Linked DNA regions of Mus musculus: region 2 is linked to region 1. Evidence: chromatin loops called from intact Hi-C (ENCODE). Cell type or tissue: heart. All regions are shown on one strand. Each heading gives the region's core, and the rest is flanking DNA. Links, peaks and the distances in the headings are about the cores only.

Region 1 (5,395 bases), core at 74-5,073:
TGGGCAGCTCTAACAAAGTGTTATCTAAGTATCTTCTTGGATCTTTACACATTTAAAGTTGGCAGTTAAATAATGGAATTTGATATCAGAGCCAGCTTAGAAAAACTCTTGAAAACATTTAATGTAAATTACAAAATTTGAGGATACTTTCAGTTTAGTCAGGTGAAGATGTATGCCTTCTACAACTTTATGAAACAGATATGTATTGATCGTCTCCAACATGTTGGCTTTCTCCTCACAGAATATGTTTTTGTATCTTGTGCATGTACTTGTGTGTGTGTGTGTGTTTAAGTTTGTGAATTTGTTTGGTTTGTGTGTGTGTGTGTATGCATGTGCTTGTGCATGTGTGTGTGTGTGCATGTGGGAATATGTGTACGTACCTTGAATGTGTATGTGTGTGTGTGTATGTGTGTGTGTTGTAGGCATGTGCTTATGCATGTGTGTGTGCATGTGGAATATGTGTGTGTACCTTGAATGTGAGTGTGTGTGTGTGTGTGCATGTGTGTATGTGTGTATATGTGTGCGTGTGTGTGTTGTAGTTGATATGATCCTCATGAAGGCAAAGTTAGGTCTCTACCCACTGACTTACATTCCTACACTCCCAACAAAGCGTTGTTTTTTTTCATCTCCAGAAGCCTCTGTCTTTTACAGAGGCTCCTCACTCCTATCATATAATGACATTCCTGGCTTACTTTCCAATATCTCTCTCAAGATTGTTGTAGTTGTCAGTTCAAAATGCTGGAAAAAAAAGGCACAGCTTTATTCCTCTAATCTATTTTTAGAGAAATAACATTCTTCAAGTTCTGGGGCATTACACAATATGTCAATTGGCAGGTGTTGTGACAAGTACCTAACCCAGATCAACTTACATTGGCAGTAAGCAGAAGCCAAGCATTTACATAGAGCAAACAACAGTCACTCTTGCAATTTGGAAAACAATCATTGAACATACAATTTTTTTTTTCTCGTGTGTTCTTGGTATGGTTGCCAAAAAAGATTAAGTCTACAGTTCATGACAATTCTTATGTAAGAAACTAAACAAAACCACTGTGCTAATGTACTAAATATATTGAATTGTATATGAGGACCACAGAGAAAATAAAGTGCTGGCAGACAATGTAGGTATGTTATTTTAAATAGGGTGGACAGATGGATATTTATCACAAATGTCACATTCAGATATCTGTAAGAAGGATGCAAGTAAGCCACATTGATACCAGAAAGAAAAGGCTTCCAGAGAGAAGGACAATAACTCTGATTTCTGTGTATAGAGGTCTGTCAGTGTTCCAGGAGCATCACACAGCCTGTTGAAGGCAGAGGGAGAAGAGCCAATGGATAATGGCAAATGAGCTGGGTTGTGCAAACCACTGTGCTGATTGTGGCTTTTAATCAGTGGCATAGTTAGCCACTGCGGGGTTTCCATCAGAAAAATCATGTAATTTCATTTGGGGATTAATAGGTTTCTACTCCAGATACCCTGTTAGGGATATAAAAGCGTCAGGGAAAGTAAAGAAAATAATTAGGTTATCATTCTCATCTGAGTGGGTGCTTACAGTAACCAGGAGTTCAGAATGAGAGAGGCTGTTATATTCTGAAATCAGGATTGGCACATTTTTGTTGATAGAGTGTATGTACTATGTACAAGAGAAAAAATATCCAAGAATCCACCAGGAAGATTTTGGTTTCTACAACTACCTGAAAAGAACTGCTCTAAACTAACATGTTAAGAATGTAAGAGAAGCATCTAGAAAGGTCCATTCAGGTGCATCAAATTCTGGTGAAGTTGGAAGGTGATAATAAACTTCAAGCAATCTATGCAGGTAAGAAGATTTGGCAGCAATTAGAGACCAAGTTAAATCTTATTGATCGTGAAGCAAACATCCCCATAAGGTAAGAGTAAAAATCTTATCGTACATTCTTGAGCAGAAGGTATGAGCATGGCAGTCCATCTCGAAGGCTGTGAGGCAGTGCGTTGCTGTGATGTCATGATGTCACAAGGATAGCATATTCCCAGCAGCAATCACACTATTATTCTATTAACATTCTTTTCTCTTTTGGAAGATTTATATAAAACAGTTGGATCAGCACTTAGCACACACTAAAAGCCTGGTAAAGAGATTGAGGATTCCCTTAATACATCTACACGTTATATTTTACCCAAGTGACTCATCTCTAGGCATCACTTATCCCACGGTTTCTTACTAATATCTATGGAAATATCATCTATTCGTCCTTATTCCTCCTTTATATGTAGGCAAGAAATTGATGAAGAATTCACCTTTCTCTTAAGAGCTTCATCTCTTTTATTTCCAGTATCTTTGTTGTTACTATAAAACACTTTCTTAATTTTCCCCATGTGTTTTATAATCAAGACGTGCTGAGATGCCTCCTTTTTTATGATCCATGATGCCTTTGAGAAGACTCAACTCCCTCTTTTCAGCCTTTGACCACAGTTCCTCATTTTCTCTGAATCCATATGCAAGAGATCAGGAGGTAATTATTAACATCTTGACTCTTTTCAATGAAAACCTTTCTTAGTTAAATTTCTGTAGTTGGGATAAATGTCTAACAAATGCATTTTTAGATAGGAAAAAGTTAATCTGGTTTTGAATTCCAAGCACATTCTATTTTGATGGGGAGTTTGATATGCCAGGAGACATTGCATGCGACCCAATGGAGAGTAAATGAATGCTGGTTTCCACCTCACTTTCTCTTTATTATTCAACAAGGAGATGGTGCCGCCCACAATAGGGTAGGTCTTCACTCCTCTATTAATGTTATCCATAAATTCACAACCCTACTCAGAGATCTGTTTCCATGATGATACTAAACTCCATCTAATTGACAATCAGAATTGACCACCAGATGTCACTTCTACTCTAACTTCTCTTATGTGGTCACTGATCTACAAATGTGTATTGACAGTCACATGTGGCAACAGCTGAAGGGGGTGTTCAAATGTAGTCTGCTATGTATTTAACCTGATGCTTGGATTCTTCTCATTTAATTCCAGTCTCTAGTCTCTCTCAGAATAAAAAGTGTTCCCAACCCTTTCCTGCACCTCTTCTAGGCTATATCTCTCACTGTTCCTTCATTTGACTTCCTAGAACCACCCCCTAAGCCATATTTTAATCAATGTTTGGAAACCTTAAAATATTTTTGAAAGGTTTATAAATGTCACATGAAGCAGAGACTGAAAATACATACTTAAAACCTTTTAAAAGATCTTAAGATTATAAGATGTGTATTATACTTAGATTGTACTAAATTGCTTAGCGTGTCTATTGTGCACTAGAAATATATTCTGTAGAAATGTCCCCTTGCTATTTTACAGGAGATACAGCAGGCAGGATCATAGAACACTAGATGAACACTAGATGGTGACTTCAACATTCCAGTGTACGTAAAACGTGATTCCTTACGTATAAAGTTATCTTTTGTTTGTGTATCTAAATACTGAATTATAAGAGAATAGTTGTAAGTAGCACTTCCTATGCTATGTTTTGGGGAATAATATTTTGTATGATAAGGTAAATATACTGACTGATTTTGTGTCAACATAACACAAGGTAAAGTCATCAGAGAGGAAGAAGATTCAGTTAAGGAAATTCCTTCATGTGATCCAGCTGTAAGATATTTTGCTAATAAGAGATCAATGGAGAAGGGCCCAGCTCATTGTGGGTACTGCCACTCCTGGACTGGTGATGCTGAGTTCTATAAGAAAGCAGGCTGAGCAAGCCATGGGGAACAAACTAGTAAGCAGTATCTCTCCATCAGCTCCTTGCCTCTAGGATCCTGTCCTCTTTGAGTATCTGTCTTGATTTCCTTCAGTAACGAAAATCAATATTTGAAAGTGTAGCCCATATAAGCTCTGTTCTCTCAAGCTTACTTTTTGGTGTTTCCTCTCAGCAATAGAAACTCTAAGACAAGTTGGTACCAGTGTAGCAGGGTAATGCTTTAACAGACCTGACCATGTTATTTTGGGGGAAGATTGTGGAAAGACCTTGGAAATTTGCCCTTGGAAAGTCATTGAGTGTTGAGAGCTTAGTGATTGATCTATTTTATAGGAGCTTGGAAGATATTGTTCAAAGATATTGGGGATGTTGAAAACAGTGTAGATGACGGAGACCTGACTTGTGAACTATCAGGGAATTTTAAAGACACTCAGTGCTGTTTGCTTTTGCCATTTTGACTTAAGATTCTGTGGTTCTGCTTAGTTGGGGCAGAAGAATCAGGTGCTCAATGAGCTACCAGAACTACTAAAACGAAAACTTTTAGGATAACCAGTGCTGGTCAGCTGGAGCTGAGATATTAGTAGTATTAAGAAGAGTCCAGCATAGTTGAGGTGAAATGTTCCAGGAAGGTTTCCTGAGATTCAGCACACTTAAGCTGTGTTCCATAAGTGGCCAAGGTTGTGTCTTTTACTGTGCTAAACTTGGTAGTATAAGAGTCATGCAGGTGGTACTGGATTTGAAGGCAGGAAGGGGTTATGGAGAGCAGCTGAGGCTTGATCCTGTGAGAGGCCAGGATAAGATATTGGTGAAGGTATAGCCTCAGTTGAAATCCCAGACTGAAAGGGTCATAAAAAGAACTAAGGCTTGGGACCATGAAGAGAATCTATGAAAAGCTGTTGATGAAAATGCAGCCCAGTTGCAACAGAAAACCCCAACATTTTAAAGATGCTAATACCATGGGCTGACTACCATGAACAGCAGCAGTAGTGGAGTGGAACCAGCAGGAGCCTAGAAGATATATACGCTATAGAGGGCAGAGCCAAGGAAGTGATCCAAGTGTTGTTGAGGAGCCCAGAAGACTGTGAGTGGGTCCCAGACATTAGACAGTAGGAGTTTGATTTTTGCCTTGATTTGATTGTGACTATCCTCTGATTTCTTCCTCTTGAAATAAGAAAGTATTTTACTGGAGCCACAGTTGAATGACTTCAAATTTTAAAGACTTTGAGTTTTAAAAGAAATAGGCTATTTAAAGGGACTGAAATTTTAATGTGTTTGAGTTTGTAAAGACTGTAGGAATTTTAAAATATATTAATTTTTATTCATTGAACATCCAGATCATAGCCTCCCTTCATCCTCTCCTCCCAGTCCCACCCTTACAAATACCTTGCCTCATTGCCCACCTTCTGCTCAGAGAAGGGGACCCCTCCATAGGTATCACACCACCCTGGGATATCTAGTCTGAGAAGGACTAGGCAAATCCTCTTTCCCTGAGGTCCAACAAGGCAGTCTAGATAGGGGAAGGAGATCCAATGGCAGGGAATAGAGACTGAGAGAGGGCCCACTCCACTTGTTAGAGGACCCACATAAAGACTAAGCTGCAAATTCACTACAAATGTATAAGGTTCTAGGTCCAGCATGCTCATGGGTTGGTGGCCCAGGCT
Region 2 (5,395 bases), core at 114-5,113, 150 kb after region 1:
TAAATCAGCATTTGTTTATGTGTGTACTTAGCATATGTACTGTTGGCTCACGTGTTTTATAATCATAAATTCAGACCTGAAATTTTCAAATCAAGATGCTTTCTTTTCATGGCTTCTAGGATTGCTTTTTTTTTTCTCTCTCTCTCTTTTCATGACTTTGGGGATCTACATTTTTAACCACTGATGCATTCCTTCTGTCTTTTTTGTTGTTCTTATATTTGAATGTTAAGTTTCTCTGAGGTTTTGTCCCCTTAAAAAGAATGCTATGAAGATGATTGACTTTGTGAGTTTATTTTTATGTTTTCCCTGCAATATTTTGGATCCATTTAATATATAATTTGCAGAGATGTGTTTTGGACGCTGATTTGCCATATTGCTATGATTATCCCTGGAGAGATTTTTCATTTCCTCAAATTCTTATTTATTTTATTCAGTTGTTTTGTGTTTATGCCATACTCAGAAAATTCAAAAACTTAATGACCACATCCATTATAGAAACAACCATGACACTCGGATAGCATTTATTTTTCCTCTCCTAATACTTGCTTAATTTTCCTGTTTATAAAATATTTGAGTAGCTTATTTATTTATAAAGCTTTTCTGATAAGGTTTGTATGAAACAGACTTGTTTTTTTTTCCCAAGCATTTACCCCATTTCATTTAATAAATGATCTGTTTTTAGCTACACTTTGGGCAGAAGTCCATATGATATTAAATTCATTTTACTGCTTTTCAAGAAGTACTTGTTATACCATCTTGACCACCATACTTTGATAGTCATTTATTGGTCCATTTTTAATTTTCAGACAATTTTAAATTTATATCAAATGCAAGCAAAAGTGCAGTGATCCCTACATCTGTCCCCTGTAACCCACAGGCACAGTTCTGTTGGTCAGCATACTCCATCTGTTCTCACATAGGACACAACTGCCTTAGGTTAAATCATGGCATGACACAACACCAGGATCTGGTCAGATTTAAGGAGACATCAACGCATCATTAAATGTTCACAGTTTCTTGGTTGACTTGAAATGTCCCTTGTACTTGCCTGCTCGTCCCTTTTGCTATATCTACACATTACCTCTGGTGCACATGGTCCCTTCTCACAGTCCCCATAGCTTTGTCTTCTCCACACTCTCCTACAGATGGAATAGTAGGTTGCATATTAATGTATTTTTAAGTGCTTAACATGACTTTCAGAGACCTGATAATTCCTAATATTAGCACCGAATGAAGATCTATTGTATAAGTATATTTCTGTGTATTTATCCATCTTTGTTTCTGTGTCTTGGAAATTATCTATGTTGGTGGTTTAATTTCCATGAATATTTCTGTGTGGGCATATCTTTTCAACCTAGTCATAAATTTCAAAGTTCACACTAGAAATATTTTTCCCTAAAAATCTAGACTAGGTTTAAACTTCATTTAGTCAAAGCAAGATATCAATAAGTTTCAATCATATAATAGATTAGTATACCTTCTCTATTCAACAACAAATTTTTCAAATTACAACATAATGTAGACATTATAAAATGTATATGTTCAATCTACCAATAAGTTACATATGTAACTATTATATCTTAGAGATGTGGCTATTTGTATACATACAGAGTTAGTTATGTTAGCAGCTGTAGCATCTCCCATTATCACATATGAAATTATGCTCTGCATACACTCAATGACTAACACATGCTAATTTATTTAGTTGTTGAGCCAATGAGTAATAAATATTATGCAATTTTGAGTATAGCATAAGAAGAATTTTAAAAATATTCATTCATTTTTGGTTCTTTGATTTGTTATAGTAGGAGGAGCATGACACAGATATAGAAATATTCTACTTGGATGAGCATTTACTACCTCAAAAGCAACACTTAAACACTTAGAATCAGAGCCCAATGGCGAGGAAACCTGTTATCATCTTTATTCATTTCTCTAGTGAAAAAGACTGCAAGCCTGTGCAACCCAAGCAATGATGTTTGCCTCCATGAGAGATTACGGATGTGGAATACTGACCTCTCATTATTCAGCAGATCCTTAAAACACCTACCCAGTGTTTTAGAAGTACTTTACTTGTAAAGGAGTGGGGAACATTCTTGAAATGAAGAGTTTAAATATAGCTTCAAAAAATCTCAAACTAAACAAAGTGAGCTTCTTGGAGAATATTAGTTTTCATTTTAATATTGGCTGTCCTTTGGCAGGAAAAAACAACAGTGCCCTGTGATTCACCCCTAGCCAATCCTCATGACTCAATGTATTTTTCATGAGTGGTGGCCTCCAATGTCCATTTCCTCTACCAACAGGAAGGTCTCCCAGCAGGATGGAAGATTTGGGGCACTGTTCTCAAATTCATAAATTTTATTTTATGTAAAGCAAGAATAATGGACATGTATCATAAATATTTTTATTTAACTGTACTGCCACTTATGTTTTAACACAGTTCTTGCATAATGGGCACAACTGTTACCTCCTTGAAATTCATGAGGTTTGGGAAATTACTGAATCACTCCAGTGATTCACGAGTTCATGCCTCAGAGTTCTTCCCCATCTGGTGGACTGATAGTCATACTACATCTCCTAACATTGCCTCCATATGGGACTGAGGATAAAAAGGAGAACAAGACCAATTTTTGACATCAATAGATACCATGTCTGCAAGCACGTTTCACTTTGACATTCCCATAAGTAAAAACTATGGCTGGAGGGGGTATTAAGAGTGGCAGAAAATTGGGAGATCAGGAATATTATTACACATGCCACACCATTTTGGAACAAGGAACACTGACCCACTAAGTAGAAAAGAGCGCCATTTTAATAACTGAAAAATATCTCCTTAGATCCAATCCATATTATGAAACACTACATTCTACAAATAGGCTTAAGGAAGAAGAAAGGACAGTATAATTATAGTCAATTCTGAAGAATGTATATTTTGCAGAAAGCAGGCCTTTTAAGTTTCCAGTTAGGCTTATCCAATTTTGGTAATATGGAGAAACAGAGTTGGGAATGCAACCCCATTTCTTTTTGCTTTATTCCAGCATAGTTCTGAACTTAATATAATTATCAATAAGTAAGTTACTGTGGTTTACTTAATTAAATATTACATCTTTATATCACTGGAAGGAATGCTTTGTCTTGTTATGTTTTAATTATTTTCCTCATTTCATAATAGATTACAAACACATTATCAAACCCTCTCAAGTCTGCCTTCCAAATAGTCTACCCTTATTATGTGGTGGAGGAGGAATGAGCAACTGTTTATTAATGAGCTTTGAGTTATAGTTGGGTATGAGAAAGAATTTCTGCTTTCTAACTGTTACAGGTGGCAACTACAATTACAGTTGTAAATGAGATAACCCAAGTATTTATTCAAACAGCAGAACATTTTCCCTATAACTGATAATAACTAACTAGACAAATAAATATACAAGACCTGATTTTAAACACCACAAGATGAACTCATGTAGGCAAGCCAAAAGAGTCTTTATTTTTGTATACAGTTTTATGTTTACATTCCAGCTAATTCAAACTCTAAAACATCATTTTCTCCAGGTATCCACATAGCTGCCTTCTTTGGGCTTAGGGTAGCTCCTCCCATTTCACTCTTACTGTACCAAAAACAAAACAAAACAAAACAAAACAAAAACAAAAACAAACAAACAAAATACCAAAAAAAAAACAAAAACAAAAAAACTCTCCTCCTCCACATACTATTTTTGAATCTTTTACCTGGATTTTCACTATATCAGTTATCTCTAAATGGCATTATTTATAATAATGAAAAAATATAATAGACAAAGATAGATACCATTAAGGTTTTTTATAACTGAAGAGACTGGAAGAATAGTTTACATGTGCTCTGCATTGTTAAACTTGTGTTCTAAAGTTGCAAATTCCTGAACGATCACAAGGTGATGCCTTTATAACTCCCACCCCCTCACTCACCCATCCCATTTCTGAGAAGATAATATTTTCATCCAGCCACTTTGGAGGATGACTAAAACAGATAACATTCAACATTAGTCACATCCCAACCAGATAGCAAATATCTCAGACACAATAATTAAAGCTTTGATTTGTTATACTGTTGTATGCTTAGTTGGTTTTTTACTTGATAACATACTACTATATAGATCTGACATGAACACTCATTTTATTAAGCTTATTGCTTAGTAACCAATGCAATAATAGAGACTTATTAAGTGCATGCTGAGAAGGATATTGAATTAACTAATTAGATCACTATGGAATGTGCTAGGTTTGAGTTATATTTCTGGAAACACTTCAAAGTGAAGTCTATATCCAAGTACTTTTAGATATTTATCTACAAGAACAGTCCAGATTTTCATGGATTTCCTTTCTTATTTGTGTCATAGGTAGAAGTATGTGAGATCGTGGGAAAGCATCCAATAAGCTGATCCTATCCAATCCCCACTTTCTCATAGAACAGCTGATGGGACATAAAGGTCTCTCAAAATGGCATATTTTCAAATACAATCAACAATTATTCAAACCTGTTTCAAGAATACATTTTCCCTACTCTGAATCTAAAATGAAATGGGTGATGGCTTTAATGTTGCTGTGATATAGACAGAGGTCACTCGGAGAACTATAGGTGCGTGTAAATTATACTTCTAAAGGAAAACATTTATTCAGGAAGAGATCAGCTCTATTGTGATTGGACTCAGGGAAATATTTCATCAGGAATCCAAATAACTCACCCTATTTGAAAGAGTTCATGCTAATTCAACACATCAATTGCCAATGACTTGCTTTTGCTCCTGAGTTGGTTCTCAATAACCAAGGAGCTCTGCATGGCATTTGTACAAAGCAATGAAATATTCTTTAGATTGGTTTTTGAACATCTCACTTCCTACCTCATTGAACTGTTTTGTAGGCTTTGCTTTTATAGTTTATAGGAGGAAAAAAAATCAGATTTGTTGTGTAATCTTGACTTTTATGCTGGTGTTGGCCCTTAAAATCAAACTTTTTTTTAGCAATTAAGTCTGTCCAGGATGAACCTTATATTCCAGCATGATATTACAGTCTCTCAGGGCAAATGTGAGCTAGAAAATATATGTTTATTACCGCATTCATTATCTGAATCTTCTTTCCTTTCTCCCCCTCTGCCATTTTAGTTTCTATTTGGGTTTGGGTTTTCTCTGAAACAGACTCCCATTATATTGCTCTGGTTGGTCTGGTACATGCTATGTTGCCCAGACTGACTTTAAATTTGCTGTAATCCTCCTGCAGCTGCCCTCTCCCCAGTACTGGGATCATTGGTGTATGTTACCCCAACTGGTTTATACTCGAATAATCTGGGCTATGTGAATAGAGAACACCAACTCTTCAGGAGATCTTGTGGCCAAATTTCATACAACTTCTAATGTAGTGT

What was found. Peaks named below come from ENCODE experiments on the same cell type or tissue, not always from the same donor. Only the 100,000 strongest peaks of a DNase experiment are listed, where the experiment ranks them.
Region 2: a loop joins it to region 1, with 7 times the contacts of the local background. A loop is called at or near these places in 2 of 42 quality-filtered maps.

The regions. Positions count from the first base shown.
Region 1 is chr10:73,361,598-73,366,992 of GRCm38, reverse strand. It overlaps a transcript of Pcdh15 not described here. Among named protein-coding and RNA genes, the nearest start is that of A330049N07Rik, 280 kb to the right of the region's middle. In heart, for the core only: a CTCF peak has its summit at 2,865 (motif pointing right); no DNase peak of the experiment used is centred there.
Region 2 is chr10:73,213,358-73,218,752 of GRCm38, reverse strand. It overlaps a transcript of Pcdh15 not described here. Among named protein-coding and RNA genes, the nearest start is that of A330049N07Rik, 130 kb to the right of the region's middle. In heart, for the core only: a CTCF peak has its summit at 2,557; no DNase peak of the experiment used is centred there.